Regions from separate parts of the Homo sapiens genome. Here all the other regions are linked to region 1. Evidence: chromatin contacts called from ENCODE Hi-C data. All regions are on one chromosome and are shown on one strand. Each heading gives the region's core, a stretch centred on a gene start or an enhancer-like site at or near the end of the contact. The rest is flanking DNA. Distances are from core to core; before and after follow the strand shown. Region 1 overlaps ATXN7 (ataxin 7). Region 2 holds the start of SLC25A26 (solute carrier family 25 member 26). Region 3 holds the start of LRIG1 (leucine rich repeats and immunoglobulin like domains 1).

Region 1 (4,448 bases), core at 1,097-3,596:
TGATGTATGTACTAGTCCAAGTCCATAAAACAGACTGGTTTGGGAGGGGCCCAATAGCTAAATTTAGCTATTTCCCTCATCCCACATTTTGTATGTAGAAATCCCACTCTTGAGGTTTACTTCAAAGTAATTTTATACCTTTTCATCTTGTGCATTTGAATGTTAAAAAAGAAGAACAGATAATTATTTCCATTTAAAATAAAATACAAATAGCCCCTGATCACACAATATAGAGTTCTTGGTTTGTATTCTCTTCAGGTCACAAATAAACTTTGGAATGAAATTTGTTTCGTTGCCTCTTATGCTTGATATATTTATTAAAAAGGTCGTTAGAACTTCTGTTTTGTTTTTTTGAGACAGAGTCCCACTGTCTCGCTCAGGATGGAGTACAGTGGTGCAATCTCAGCTCACTGCAGCCTCCATCTCCCAGGTTCAAGTGATTCTCGTGCCTCAGCCTCCCGAGTAACTGGGACTACAGGCATGCACCACCACACCCAGCTAATTTGTGCATTTTTAGTAGAGACAGAATTTCGCCATGTTGGCCAGGCTGGTCTTGAACTCCTGACCTCAAGTCATCTGCCTGCCTCAGCCTCCCAAAGTGCTGGGATTATAGGCGTGAACCACCATGCCTGGCCTACAACTTCTAATACTGAAGATTTGTAGTGAGCTTTAGAGAGTTAAGATGTTATTTTGCCAAAGTGGCTAATAGGCCTTTTTCTGGGTGATTCAACTGTGGTCTGTTGTGCTACTTGAGTCTCAGTCTGCTTAGCCAAACAAATTAAGAGAGTGACAATAATCAAGATACACTTGTTTGATGTAATACCAGAATTTTGTATTTCTTTTTTTTTTTTTTTTTTCTTCTTCAAGACAGATTCTCACTCTCTTGCCCAGGCTAGAGTGCAGTGGCGTGATCTTGGCTCACTGTAACCCCCACCTCCCGGGCTCAAGCAATCCTTCCACCTCAGCCCTTCCAGTACCTGGGACTACAGGCACACGCCACCACACCTAGCTAATTTTTGTATTTTTTGTAGAGGCAGGGTTTCACCATGTTGCCCAGGCTGGTCTCAAACTCCTGGGCTGAAGCAATCCACCTGCCTCTGCCTCCTGAAGTGCTGGGATTACAGGTGTGAACCACCACACTCGGCCAGAATTTTGTATTTAATTTTTCTTAGCTACCTTCACAGTGCATTTTTGTAACACAAATTTTTTAGACCTGTTTCTTTATAGATTTTTTGATTGGCATATGAATATATGAAATATATACACCTATAACGTATTTTTATATAAATACACAAATGTAATCATCTCAACTATTTTCAGTGCAGCCTTTTTCTTATTTCATTGGCTCTTTCAACTTACCTGCCTTCTCTAACTGTAGCAGTCCATGCTACGCTATAAATCATACATGCTGCATTCTTAGTATGTAACTTAATATGCATCCTTGTATATTTTTCTCATGCTTCTAACTCTATCCAGGCACATAGAATCACGTATTTTATTAGTAGGGGCTTTTGGTGATAGTTTTACAAAAAAGTGGATCCTATTATGCACACTTCTGCTCCTTTTCTACTCAACAATACCTCATGTAAATCCATTCACAGCCCTGGATAACACTAATCCCCTCTTTTTAATGGTTGCATACTGCTCTAAAGTGTGGCTGTGCTGTAGCTTCCTCTGCCAGGCCCTCTATGGACATTCATTTTGTTTCTTGCTTTTTGTCTGTGTGAACCAAACAGCAGTACCCACTCTGGTACATACATACTTAATTACTGGTGGTTTAGTTTCTGTGGGATAGAGTCTCAGGAAGGGATTCCTGGGTCACAAAAGACTAGTTATTTGCAGTGTTAATAGCTGCTGCTGGATTGCTTTCCAAAAAGGCTGTAATGCTTTATATCTCTACCAGCCACTATGAGAGTTATCTCCAAAGGAGTAGGTGTTGTATTTATTTTTCTAAGCTTCCATTTAATTTTCTAAAGCCTCTTACAATGTTCCTTAGACACATAAACACACACACACACACACACACACACACACACACACGTATGATTAATTTTAATTTGAAATAAATTCCTCAAACAACCACAAGTCTAGTAATACTTAATAATATGAGACAAAGAGATCTTTCAAAACGAGTGATTATTTTAAAAAATATTTAAACAATTATAGGCAGTTTCTCGGGCGTCTATGGGAAGTTTCTATTCATTCTGTATGGAATTTAAGGAAGAAATCTCATTCTCTTATGCTAGGATTCCCCTGTGCAAAATGTGAGGCCTCCTAGAGGATCATAATTTTGAGTGTGATTAATTGCAAGGCCAAGGAAAAACTATGGCCAGTTTTGTTTCTGATCTCCCTATCCTCTTTGCAGTTGGTATGACTGGTCACCTTATAAAGGTGTTCATTGTGTGTTTCAAATAATGACTGGGCTGAGGTCACGCTGTGGTTAACTCAAAGCCTGTGTAAATCAGGCCATGAAGATATATTTTATTTGCCTGCCTTACACACATGAAGTGTGGCTGAGCCCTGGAGAGCCATCGACCAAAAGATCAGCTGGAGGAAGGCTGCTGCATGGTTTTAGCCCCCAAGGTGAATTATCCCCATTTAAATTTCATCTCCCACCTCTCCTAATCCAGTGTGAGTACCTAATGAGCTCTGGATAATAACATAGCAACATTTCTAGGTGAAGCTAATCTGATTCTGGATAGCAGGCTTCCAGGCCCACAGCCGAATGAATTGCTTGGTATTTCCAAGTTTGAAAATACTTTTTTCCCCTTTCAAGTGCTCCTTGGCAGCAGGTAAGGAATGTTAAAGCTCCTGTAAGTGCCAATTAAGGCCAATTATAACTCACCCGGCCTGCTGAGACAGTGAAGTGGAGTTAGTGGAGACTTGTATTCCTGTAAAATGGAGAACTGGCTTTCACCAATGATAGGAACACAGTATTTCATAACTGCCAACAGCTTGTTTATTGCCCTCCAGAGCACTGAATGACACCTCTGCTGGCTTCTCAAGGATTCAGTTTAGGAAATCCCAAGATTTGTAGGGGACTTGACTAATTTCTATAATAGAAACCTCAGTTTTTCTGTTTCTGTTTAACTCCTCTATCATCCATCCAGTTTCTCCTTGGTTGTAATCATAATAGCTAACATTTGCTGAACGTTTAACAAGTGCTGGGCGTTGCATTACCTGCATTATCTCAAATTTACTCCTCACCCCAGGCTTGTGGGAGGAGGCAGTATCAGTCCTTAGCTCTCCTGAGTCTCTTGCCCACGGCTGCACAACTAGAAGTGCTCAGACTGCAGGCTGGCTGCCCCCTGAACCCAAACCTTGAGTGTTCCTCCTAGCCTCCTGCAAGTTTGCCTGTTTGCTGCGAATAGGCTAATGCACAGTTCAGAACTCCCTTTGTGCACTAGAGTAAAATTGACATGTGTACACCATCCAAACCACAGCTGATACATATAATTTTCGGTCAGTGAGGCACGGATGTTATTCTATTAAGATGTTATTTTAGTCTGTAGTATTTTTTTAGTCTGTAGTCTTAATTTTTTTCTTAGGGAAAAAGAAATATGACCATGTCCCCAGACCTAGACAATTAACGTCTGAGCCATCATTGGGATATTTAATATCAAAATAAACTTTATTTGGATAGGATATCGAGAAACGGTTTGAAGAAAATTGTGATAATGCTTTACAAGCAGAACAAAGCAGTATTTGCTTAAACATTTTATTCAGGGCATTAAGGGGGCACATGTGAGTGTTTAAAATTTTAATCTGAGCTTTGTTCTCAATTTCTGTGTATGTGTACAAAATTAATATTTTCCTGGCATACACGACCATTCATCCCTTTTCTGATGTAGGTCTTAAAAATAAGTTAAAATTCGTTTTTCTCTTGTTTATTTGTGAACTTAAATATAGACGTTTGTTTGTAGCATTTAAGAACATTTGCTAAAATTCACCCTGGTTTTTTACAGGGTTGCAGAACGACTTGATTCTTAGAACTGTCTTGGATTGGCTGACTCTCATAACGATATTTTTCCCCACTGTATTTCGTACAATCACTGTGTACGAAAGGGAATATTAGAAAGGCAAGCATTTGTGCTAGGAAGGCCAGCAAGGACTCTGGTGTTCTGTCATACAAGTACAGTGATAGGGAAGTGAGATTTAGCTCCAGAAAGATCCTCCTACCCTGTTCTTTTCTGCTATTGATGGCATTAAGGAGATTCCTTGGCTACCCCTGCAGGGAGGGCAGGTGAAGTAGGGTGAACAATACTAAGACCTGTGGCAATCAGGTTTTACAGCCATGGAATTTTTTTTTTCTAGCTTAAGAAAAGCTTCAGTGAATTAACTTAAAATTCTTATTTTCGCTTATGAGCTTTTAAAAAGATTTGGGAGATGTATCCTCATCCTGTGCTTCTAAGGCTTGCTGATGGCTCTTCCCTTGCGTTCTTCTAGTG
Region 2 (4,565 bases), core at 1,839-4,338, 2.3 Mb after region 1:
GTACACACCCATGCGACTACTACCACAATAATAACAAGAGAATATCTTCATCATTGCAAACTATTGTTTTGTGCCCACTTCATAGTCAATACTTTGCCTCTACCTCCACCGCCTGGAAAGCATTTATATACTTTCTGTCACTATAATTTTGTCTTTTCCAGAATTTCACGTAAGTGGAATCACAATACATGTGGTCTTTTTTTTTTCACATAGCATAATGCTTTCAGATTAATCCATGTTGTTTCATATATCAGTAATTCATGTCCGTTTATTGTTGAGTGATGTTCCATTATAAAGATGTATCATAATATGTTTATACCACCAGTTGATAGACATTCAGGTTGTTTTCAGTTTTTGACTATTATGGATAAAGCTGCTTTGAAATATAATGTAAAAGTATTTGTATAAATGTTTAGTTCTCTCGGGTAAATACCTAAGTGTGGCATTGGATTTTATAATGGTTGTACCATATAAAATTCGAAACAGCAATGTATGAGATTTCCAGTTGCTTCTCATCCTTGTCAACACTTGGCTTTTTAATTTTAGCCACTCTAGTGAGTTCTAGTGTATTCATATCTCATTGTGGTGTTCACCGGCATTTCCCTGATGTGGTAACCAGTTTCCAAGATGGCACCCAGTGATCCTCATCTTCCGGTATTTAGGCTTTTGGGTAGTCCAGCCCCATAATAAATGTCGATTACCTGTGTAAACAATAGACTATTGCTGGAATGACAACTGAGTAATTTATGAGAACAGGTCATGAGAGACTTTGTAGTTTCTGTCTTGTTCTCTTTCAGACCACTTACTCTAGGAACAACCAGCTACTATATCATGAAGACACTCAAGCAGTACTATGGAGAGATGTATGCCATGAGGGATTAAGGCTACCTGCCAATAGCTAGCACTAATCTGCCAGTTATGGGAGTGAGCCATCTTGGAATTGGATCCTGCGGTCATGATCAAGTTTTATGATATGGCCCTGGCCACCATCTTGACTGTAGTGTCATGAAAATTTCTGAGTCTTAAACACCCAGCTAAATGACTCCTTGATTCTTGACGTATGAAAACTGTGTGAGGTAATAGAAGTTTATCGTTGCTTTAGTCTGTTAAATTTTGGGGGTAATTTGTTACGCAGAAATAGACAAATAATACAGATTTTGGTACTTGGAGGTGGGCGCTACTGTAATTCCTAAACTGTGGGAGTGCCATTGGCACCAGGCAGTAGGTGAAAGGTGGGAAGACTGTGAGGGAAATGTCAGTGAAAGCTTATTAATAGAAACTTGATGGCCTTTGAGGAGGCTGCCGGTGAGGGTTTATAGGAATGTGAAGTAGGCAGGATTCTAAGGTGGCCCTCAAGATTCCTGGCCCCTAATGTGTTTTGCATAATCACCCCACTGATTGTGAGCAGGACCTGTGAGTATGACAGAACATTACCACCATGATTATGTTGTCACGTATGGCAAAAGGAATTTTTCAGATATAATTAAGGTCTCTAATCAGTTGACTTTGAGTTAATAAAAATGGAGATTATCCTGGGTAGGCCTGACCAAAGCACATGAGACTTTGAAAGACATTAATAGCAGCAACAGAGATTCTTCTGCTGGCATTGACAAAGTGAACTAGCATGTTTTGAGAGGGCCTACAGGCAGCTTAGGGAAAGGTATTCTGGGTAGAGAGAACAACATGGGCAAAATTAGGAGGCTTGGAAGTGTATAGTCTGTCTGTGTGTAGTCCGGCTAGTGGGAAGAGTGACAGGAGACACCAGCTGAGAGGTGTATACCATGCTAGGGAGCTGGACTGTCTCCATTGGCAGCAGAGGGGAGTTGTAAGCAGGGAAATAACATTACCATCACCTTTAGAGAGTACTTTCTATGAGCCAGGAACTAGGCTAAGAACTTGAGTGCATTATCTCATTTAATCTATTAATATAATAGTACCGCATGACAAAGTGACTATCATTATCGCCACTTTACAGGGGAGAAAACTTAATCTTGGAAAACTTATCCCCAAACCCAGCAGGTGATAGAATTTGAATTCCATCTAACACCTAAAGCTATTCTGCGTATCATTTCTAGATCATTTTACCTAGAAGAGAATAAGAATAATTATAAGAATAATTCTAGCAGTGTTATAGAATAGGGATTGAAGAAAGGCCAGGCAAGGAGCCTGCTCAGGTTATTATAACGGTTTTGAGGAAAGATGATGAGGGCATTAAGTATATTTTCAGTGCTTGCTCTGCTGTGTTCTCTGTAGCCACATTGAGTCGGTTACTTGTTGGAGCATCAGGAGCCTCTGTAAAATGAGGACACTAGTGTTGCTGACATCATAGGGTTGGTGAAAGGATTAAATGAAAAAATGTCTGTCAATCACTTAGCACCACGTCTGAGATGTAGTTGGCCCTTAATATATACAGAAGTTTACAAGGTATTTGTTTGTTTAATAAAGACAGGTCCACTCCAAGAAATGTTATTAAGTACTTAATAACGTGTGCTTTGAGGTGTACACATGAGTACAACAGCGAACAACATGAGCAGGTAAATAACTGAACAAACAAATAATTTTAAATGCAGTAACTCTGTAAAGAGAAATGGAGGATGCTAATTTTTAACTCCGGTCAGGAAACTTCTGATGTATTTTTCTATATCTTTATTTAATAATCTTCTGATAATGAGTTAATTTAATATAAACTCAGATAAAATTTTTTGACAAAACTAAGAGATAAACCAAAATGAAATATCCGATTAGGATCCCGAATCGCGCCTCCCGAGGTTAGTACTACCCCTCACGACTCCTCCCTCCGCCACAGCCACGCCTCTTCTGGGTTTACAGTTCAGAATCACGCCGGCCTCATTCTACCGCTGCTCTCTCCTGGATCTCGGCCACGGATCTTTTGCTCGCGAAAGTTCCTCCGTCTAGCTGCACACAACGCTGCTGCAGGAAACCGAGGTAAGGGATTTGCCGAGACTTAGCTCCACCACACTCCCCGAGGCCCCGCCCCTCCTCTCTGGCCCTCCCCTAGGCCCAGGTGTCTCGCGTTGCACGTGCAGTTGTTGTGGTTCTACGTCACGTGGTCCCGGAAGTTCAAGACAGACCCGCCTCAAACATGGCGGCGCCCAGCGCGCGAGGACGTGATCCGCTTCTGCTCCGGCTTGGATTGTAGCCTTGACGAGGTCTGAGCGACCATGGACCGGCCGGGGTTCGTGGCAGCGCTGGTGGTGAGTGCGGGGCGGTGGGGTGGGTTGCTCAGAGTGCCGGCGTCCGGCATTGGAGCCCGCGGGCGTTCTCTGCACTGGTTTTCTTCCGGTTTTGCGGGCTGGACTGTCCTCGGGTTACTGGCAGCCAGGTCTGAGAGGGAGCACGAGGCTCCCAGGCCACCGGCGGGCCAGGTGTTAAGGCTATGTCTGTACTGCCAGGTCATAAGAGCCAGGTGGGGGAAGGAAGGTGAGTCATTGTCTTTTGCACCCTCATTTACTTAAAAAAGAGCTTCTATTATACACTGTTAACTACTCTTTCATTAAATAGTGTAACTACTCTAGAGATCTTGGGAATTAAAGAAATGTATGTAACACAACAACAAAAACCTTACTCACATCGCTCCCAGCCCTTCTATTCAATACTACGTTTCTCATTTTGCTGCATCTCTTTTCAGTCTTAGAAAATGACATGTCCTTCTGTTCATTCAATACATAATCTGCTATTTCTGCTCCAAGCCTAGGCTTTGGAGAAATATTGGTGAGCACACATAGCTCATCGGGAACGCTGCGGAGTCAATAAACAGGCTTAGTATTTAATTCCGTAGCAGAAAACTACGAGAATCAACATGAATTAACAGAAAAAAAAGTCCTTTACCAAATATTTTGGAGCGTCTGGTAGAGGATACTAGATACAGCAGTTAACAAAACAGAGTTTGGCTGCCTACGTTTTCATTGTGTGGAATGGGCAGAGACAGACAAATAATTTTTAAAATGATTTTCATAGGGAAAATGGAGGCCCACAGTGATTTAGTCACTTAATTATCGAATTTTGGTGTTGCAGGTGTTGAGGATAACATGGTGAACAAGATAGACCTGCTCCTAAGGGTCAGGTGTTAGAGACAAAATAGTAAAATGACTGTTGGGATAAATAACAGGTGGGCTAGGTTCAGGGTGTTAGGGGAATATATGGAAGTAGGGATGTCTTAGCCAGACTTGTAGGATGATAGCTTTAAATCTAGATTTGTTGAAACTTGTATAAGGTAGGTCTTAGAAATATAAAGAAATAATGTTACTGATTTTTTTTTTTTTTTTTGAGAAGGAGTCTCACTCTTCGCCCAGGCTGGAGTGTGGTGGCGCCATCTCGGCTCACTGCAGGCTCCACCTCTCGGGTTCACGCCATTCTCCTGCCTCAGCCTCCCGAGTAGCTGGGACTGCAGGTGCCCGCCACTACGCCCAGCTAATTTTTTGGGTTTTTAGTGGAGACGGGGTTTCACCGTGTTAGCCAGGATGGTCTCGATCTCCTGACCTCGTGATCCCGCCCGCCTCGGCCTCCCAAAGTGCTGGGACTACAGGCGTGAGCCACGGCGCCTG
Region 3 (4,239 bases), core at 1,110-3,609, 2.5 Mb after region 1:
GTACTTCACAAAAGCTCTGCCTCCACCCTACGACCACTGATTTTCACTAACTCAGTAAATTCCACAGAAGAAGTAGATATTGAAAACCTAACTGTAACTAAAGGGTTCCTGGTTGTCTTCAGAACTCTGTAGTACTTGTTCATGGAGCAGTGTCTCGGGCCAAGTTAAAGATTCGTGCCCCATTTTGAGAGGTACAGGATCTTTACATTTAAAAGGAATTAACTTTTCTTCCCTTCACGGTAGTCAGAACACAGGCCACATTTTCTTCGATCAAGCCACAGGTGCTGGTTACAACTTGTGACACCAGTTTTCTCTTTTTAAAACAGCCATAGTCATGCCTAAGGTTACTGCTGTGCCTTTCCTATGTTCTAGGAAAAATGTCCAATTATTCAACCGAAATGCGGACTATTTAAGCTAGGCCTTTTCTGGAAAGGTACTAATGGTTCTACAGAGATGCTAATTACCCATAACTGAACGGGATTTGACTCATGCACCAGATTTGTTAGAAGTAAAAGAAGACTATTCTATTCTACCATGTTTACACAGAAGTCTAATGCCTTTTTTTTCCTGTCAAATCTCCTGTAAGAAGTGTCCCACTAAGTCCTAATAAGCCCACATCCTGACAGCACAGAAAAGAACCTCTTTCGGGTGAAACAAACAGCTTAAATCAGCCAAGCCCCTGGCACCCTCTCCTGAAGCAGCACTTCTCCAAAACTCATTTGCACCATTTATGGAGGAGAGAGTCTTGAGGGTGGGCCCCACCCCACTGGATCATCAAGCCCAATGGGGCCCCAGGGAACACACAGGAAGGGTCTGGAACACAGTTCCGTAAAATGCCAAACAGGCGTAAAAGGACAAACTCCCAGCACTCACAGGTCGCCAGGAACTGTCAAAGCCCTCTAACTCAGGGGTCCTCGGGGGAAGACTGCCTTCTGCCCCGCACAGAGAGGCAAGTCAGGCCACCACGGTCTTCGGGGATCAGGAGACGGCTACACACACTATCAACTAATAAATAATGTAAACGAAAGACTGGACCCAACAGTCACCTTCATTCATTACCCACTGGAAGACCAAGGAGCTCAGACACCAAATAGTTGGATTACAGGAGAGGAAAAGGAAACGCACCCACATACCCCCACAGACTTCTTCACACTCTTCTCCAGACGTTTCCCACCCACCCACCCGCAAACACACTCAGCTCCAGACTCCCACTCACTCACCCCCAGATGGCCCGCACGACGCGTGCTGGCTAACCCCCAAATCTCTACGACCCACGCTCGCTCGTCTCCAGACCCCACGAGGCACGCTCTTCTTCTCCAGGCTCTCTCGCACGCCTACTCCCCCGGACCTCCACGCAGAATCTCCCTTCCGCCACTCCAACCTGACAGTCTTCCAACACGCACAAGCACGCACAACTCCACACACACAACCCAGTCCGCACCCCCTCCCTGAGTACGAACCCCCGCCGCTCCATCCCCAAGTGACAGAGCCCCGGGGCGCAGAGAGGGCGGAAAGGGCGGCACTCACAGGCTCCGCGTCCAGGAGGGCAGGTCCCCGGGCAACGCAGCCAGCCCGCGCCCACCGCAGTCCAGCGAGTCCCCAGCGCAAGTGCAGGCGGCCGCGCAGGGCGCCCGCGGGCCGGCCGCGGCGGTCACCGGCTCCAGCCGAAGCAAAAGCAGCCAGAGAAGGAGAAGGCAAGGCGAGCGGCGCGGGGCCCCGAGCCCTCCCCGGACCGGCCGCGCCATCTTGTCTGGAGCGCGCTGCGAACTCCGGGCGCGGGGACTGTGAGGACCCGAACGGCCGCAGACGCGGGCGGGCCCGCGGGGCGCTCCGCTCGGCTCTAGACTCCGCACCGGGGCATGGCCCCCGCCCCAAGTTCTCTCTGCGGCCGCGGCTCCGGCACTCAGCGTGCCCCCGGTGCCCGGGCCGCTCCGGAGCACCCGGCGGGGGCCGCAAACCCCGCGCCCATCCGGGCCGGCCGGCCCGCCCGCGCTAGCTGCGAACTCCGCCGATTCGGGCAAGGTGTACCCAGCCTGCGCTCTTCGTCCGCCCGGGGCACGCCGAGTGCCGCTACCGACACCGGCCGAGGGCAGTGCTGCCGCTGCGCCTGGAAGACAGGCGTTCAGCCCCGCAGCCCGAGCTCGGTGCCGGCAGGCATCTTCCTCTGGGCTCGGAGCGCAAAGCCGTAGACCTCGGGCTGGACGGCGCGGCCGGCCCCGCGCTGGGAGGCCCCAGTGCGCCTCGCTGTCCCCACGCCGCGGCCAGAGAGCGCGCGCGCGCGCGCAGCCTCGGGTTCCGCACGGCTCCTCCGCGCAGCAAGAGTCCCGCCGACCTCGCAGCCGAACAATCAGCCGCTTGCTGTTCGCCTCCCCGCGGCCCAGCCCCGGCCGGTCCCCCAAGCCCCGCCCCCGGCCGCTCGCCCGCACACACCCCCTAGGCTCCGCGCTCCGCGGCCGCCTGCTGGCCCACGTTGGATGCTTTGCAACAGCGCCCCGCCACGCCTCCCCGCCTGCTGCTCATTGGCTGCCGGAGTCCACCGTGGCCAGCCTCGAGGGCCATTGGAGCGCTCGCTGTGATCCCGCCCCTCCCGCTTCACCGGCTACCCCGCCCCCACACTCTTTTCCCACCCAAGGTGTGAAGGGCGGGAGACTGGGAGGAGAAAGGGAGGGACGGCCCCCGCCTCTTAAAGGAGACACGCAGGTTGTTGTTGGAGAACGGGAACGCGGGCTGGGGAAAGGAGGCGTGAAGATACGCCCTCTGCGTCAAGAAGGGGAGAGAAAGTTAAGAGGGTAAAACGCCCCCGTTTTGGGGCTGTCTGGCCCCAAGGCTTTTTACGTCCTCCTCAGGCTGCAAGCAGGACTGCAGATTAGAAGCAAACCCGCGTCCGTTTTCCAGGTTCCTTCCAAAAGCGAAGACACAGGTTTAAAACTTAACACATTTCTTCCTGACTGGGACATCCTTGGTTATTTCATTAGGCGTGGTCCCCTTCCTCCTCGAGCAGCCTGGAGCATCTGCTCCTGACTTGTTCTTCACGTCCTAAATCCAGCAATATGTCCTTGATTACTAAAATGAATGTGTGCTGCAGAAACCTAGTCTCAAAGGTGCACCCTCGGCCAGGAGTGGTGGCTCACGCCTGTAATCCCAGCAGTTTGGCAGGCCAAGGCGGGCGGATCACCTGAGGTCAGGAATTCGAGACCAGCCTGGCCAACATGGTAAAACCCCGTCTGTACTAAAAATGAAAAATAAAAAAATTAGCCAGGTGTGGTGGTGCACACCTGTAATACCAGCTACGGGAGGCTGGGACAGGAGAGCTGCTTGAACCCCGGAGGCGGAGGCTGCAATGAGCAGAGACTTGTCACTGAATTGTCACTGAATTCCAGCCTGGGTGACAGAGCGAAACTCCGTCTCAAAAAAAAAAAAAAGTGCACTCTCCTTCCCAGCTAGTGAGTTGAAGGGTACTTCTAGAAATGCTGCAGCCTTTGATAAAGGGGTTGCTTTGTTGTTGTCATTGGGTTTTTGTTTTAATCAGAGTCTTTTTAAGATAATTTTCAAGAAGCCATTGTGTATTCGTAAGAGACAGAGTTAAAGGAGAAATAATAGTTAACAAAGCTTCTAACTTTTGCTCTTAAAGATCAGACCATAGTAGTAGTGTGTTACGATAGTACGTGGTAACATTAAGCAGACATACACACATTGAGAAAAAAAGAAAAAGATTACCACTGTAACATATAGCTGCCCTCTGGGCGTTTTGGTTTGCTAGTGTCTCATATCCCTTCCCAAGAGTATGCAAATTACTAACATAACTGCGCACATTGTCAGGAAGATTAAGCAGGTCAAGTCTGTTGAAAAACATTTGCTCCAGAACATTAAATCTGAGTTGTGTTTTATGGAAGTGGGGTGGGGTGGGAGGTAAAGAGGAGAAGTTGAACCTTAGGGAAAAAAGGCAAAAAAAAAAAAAAAATTAAAGGGTTTATTCCATTTTCGACACAATCTAAGAGGTTTGCTTTAATTGAGATGCACTAAATGTGTTAAACTTTCCCTCAGCCATAAGATCACCTCTTTTCTTTAGCCAAAATGTGATCTTCCTATCCCTTCCTCCCCTTTTTCCTTCTTCCCCTTCTGAATTCATTGCGCCTCATTTTTTTCTTGTTTAATTTTGCATGATCTCAGCAGTGATGCCCAAAGCAGTGCTCAAATATGTGGGTAAATCAATTCAAATCTAATTCCCAAGAAATATTA

Evidence for each region. A loop is a pair of places that touch in the nucleus more often than their neighbours do. Pooled maps may share reads with other maps.
Region 2: a map of CD8-positive, alpha-beta T cell shows a loop between it and region 1 (8-fold over the local background). The contact joins the promoter of SLC25A26 here to the enhancer-like site in region 1. A Hi-C loop is called at or near these places in 2 of 168 maps with a recorded cell type or tissue (CD8-positive, alpha-beta T cell and naive thymus-derived CD4-positive, alpha-beta T cell) and 7 of 50 pooled maps.
Region 3: a loop to region 1 is called in a pooled map, with 2.0 times the contacts of the local background. The contact joins the promoter of LRIG1 here to the enhancer-like site in region 1. A Hi-C loop is called at or near these places in 7 of 50 pooled maps.

The regions. Positions count from the first base shown.
Region 1 is chr3:63,962,070-63,966,517 of GRCh38, forward strand. The region is part of intron 5 of ATXN7 (ataxin 7); the gene reads left to right. Among named protein-coding and RNA genes, the nearest start is that of PSMD6-AS2, 40 kb to the right of the region's middle. RefSeq lists an enhancer at 2,471-2,975. Within about 2 kb of position 2,347, at least 2 of the 41 ENCODE cell types and tissues checked have a DNase peak (open chromatin) inside an H3K27ac peak, as active enhancers do.
Region 2 is chr3:66,217,913-66,222,477 of GRCh38, forward strand. SLC25A26 (solute carrier family 25 member 26) reads left to right here and starts at 3,089. Exons shown (of 10, transcript NM_001379210.1): 1 at 3,089-3,215. The coding sequence starts at 3,183. RefSeq lists enhancers at 2,702-2,861, 3,032-3,091, 3,213-3,712.
Region 3 is chr3:66,498,663-66,502,901 of GRCh38, forward strand. LRIG1 (leucine rich repeats and immunoglobulin like domains 1) reads right to left here and starts at 2,360. Exons shown (of 19, transcript NM_015541.3): 1 at 1,528-2,360. The coding sequence starts at 1,745. RefSeq lists enhancers at 1,456-1,956, 1,957-2,457 and silencers at 1,560-1,769, 1,790-1,869, 1,910-2,049, 2,070-2,729.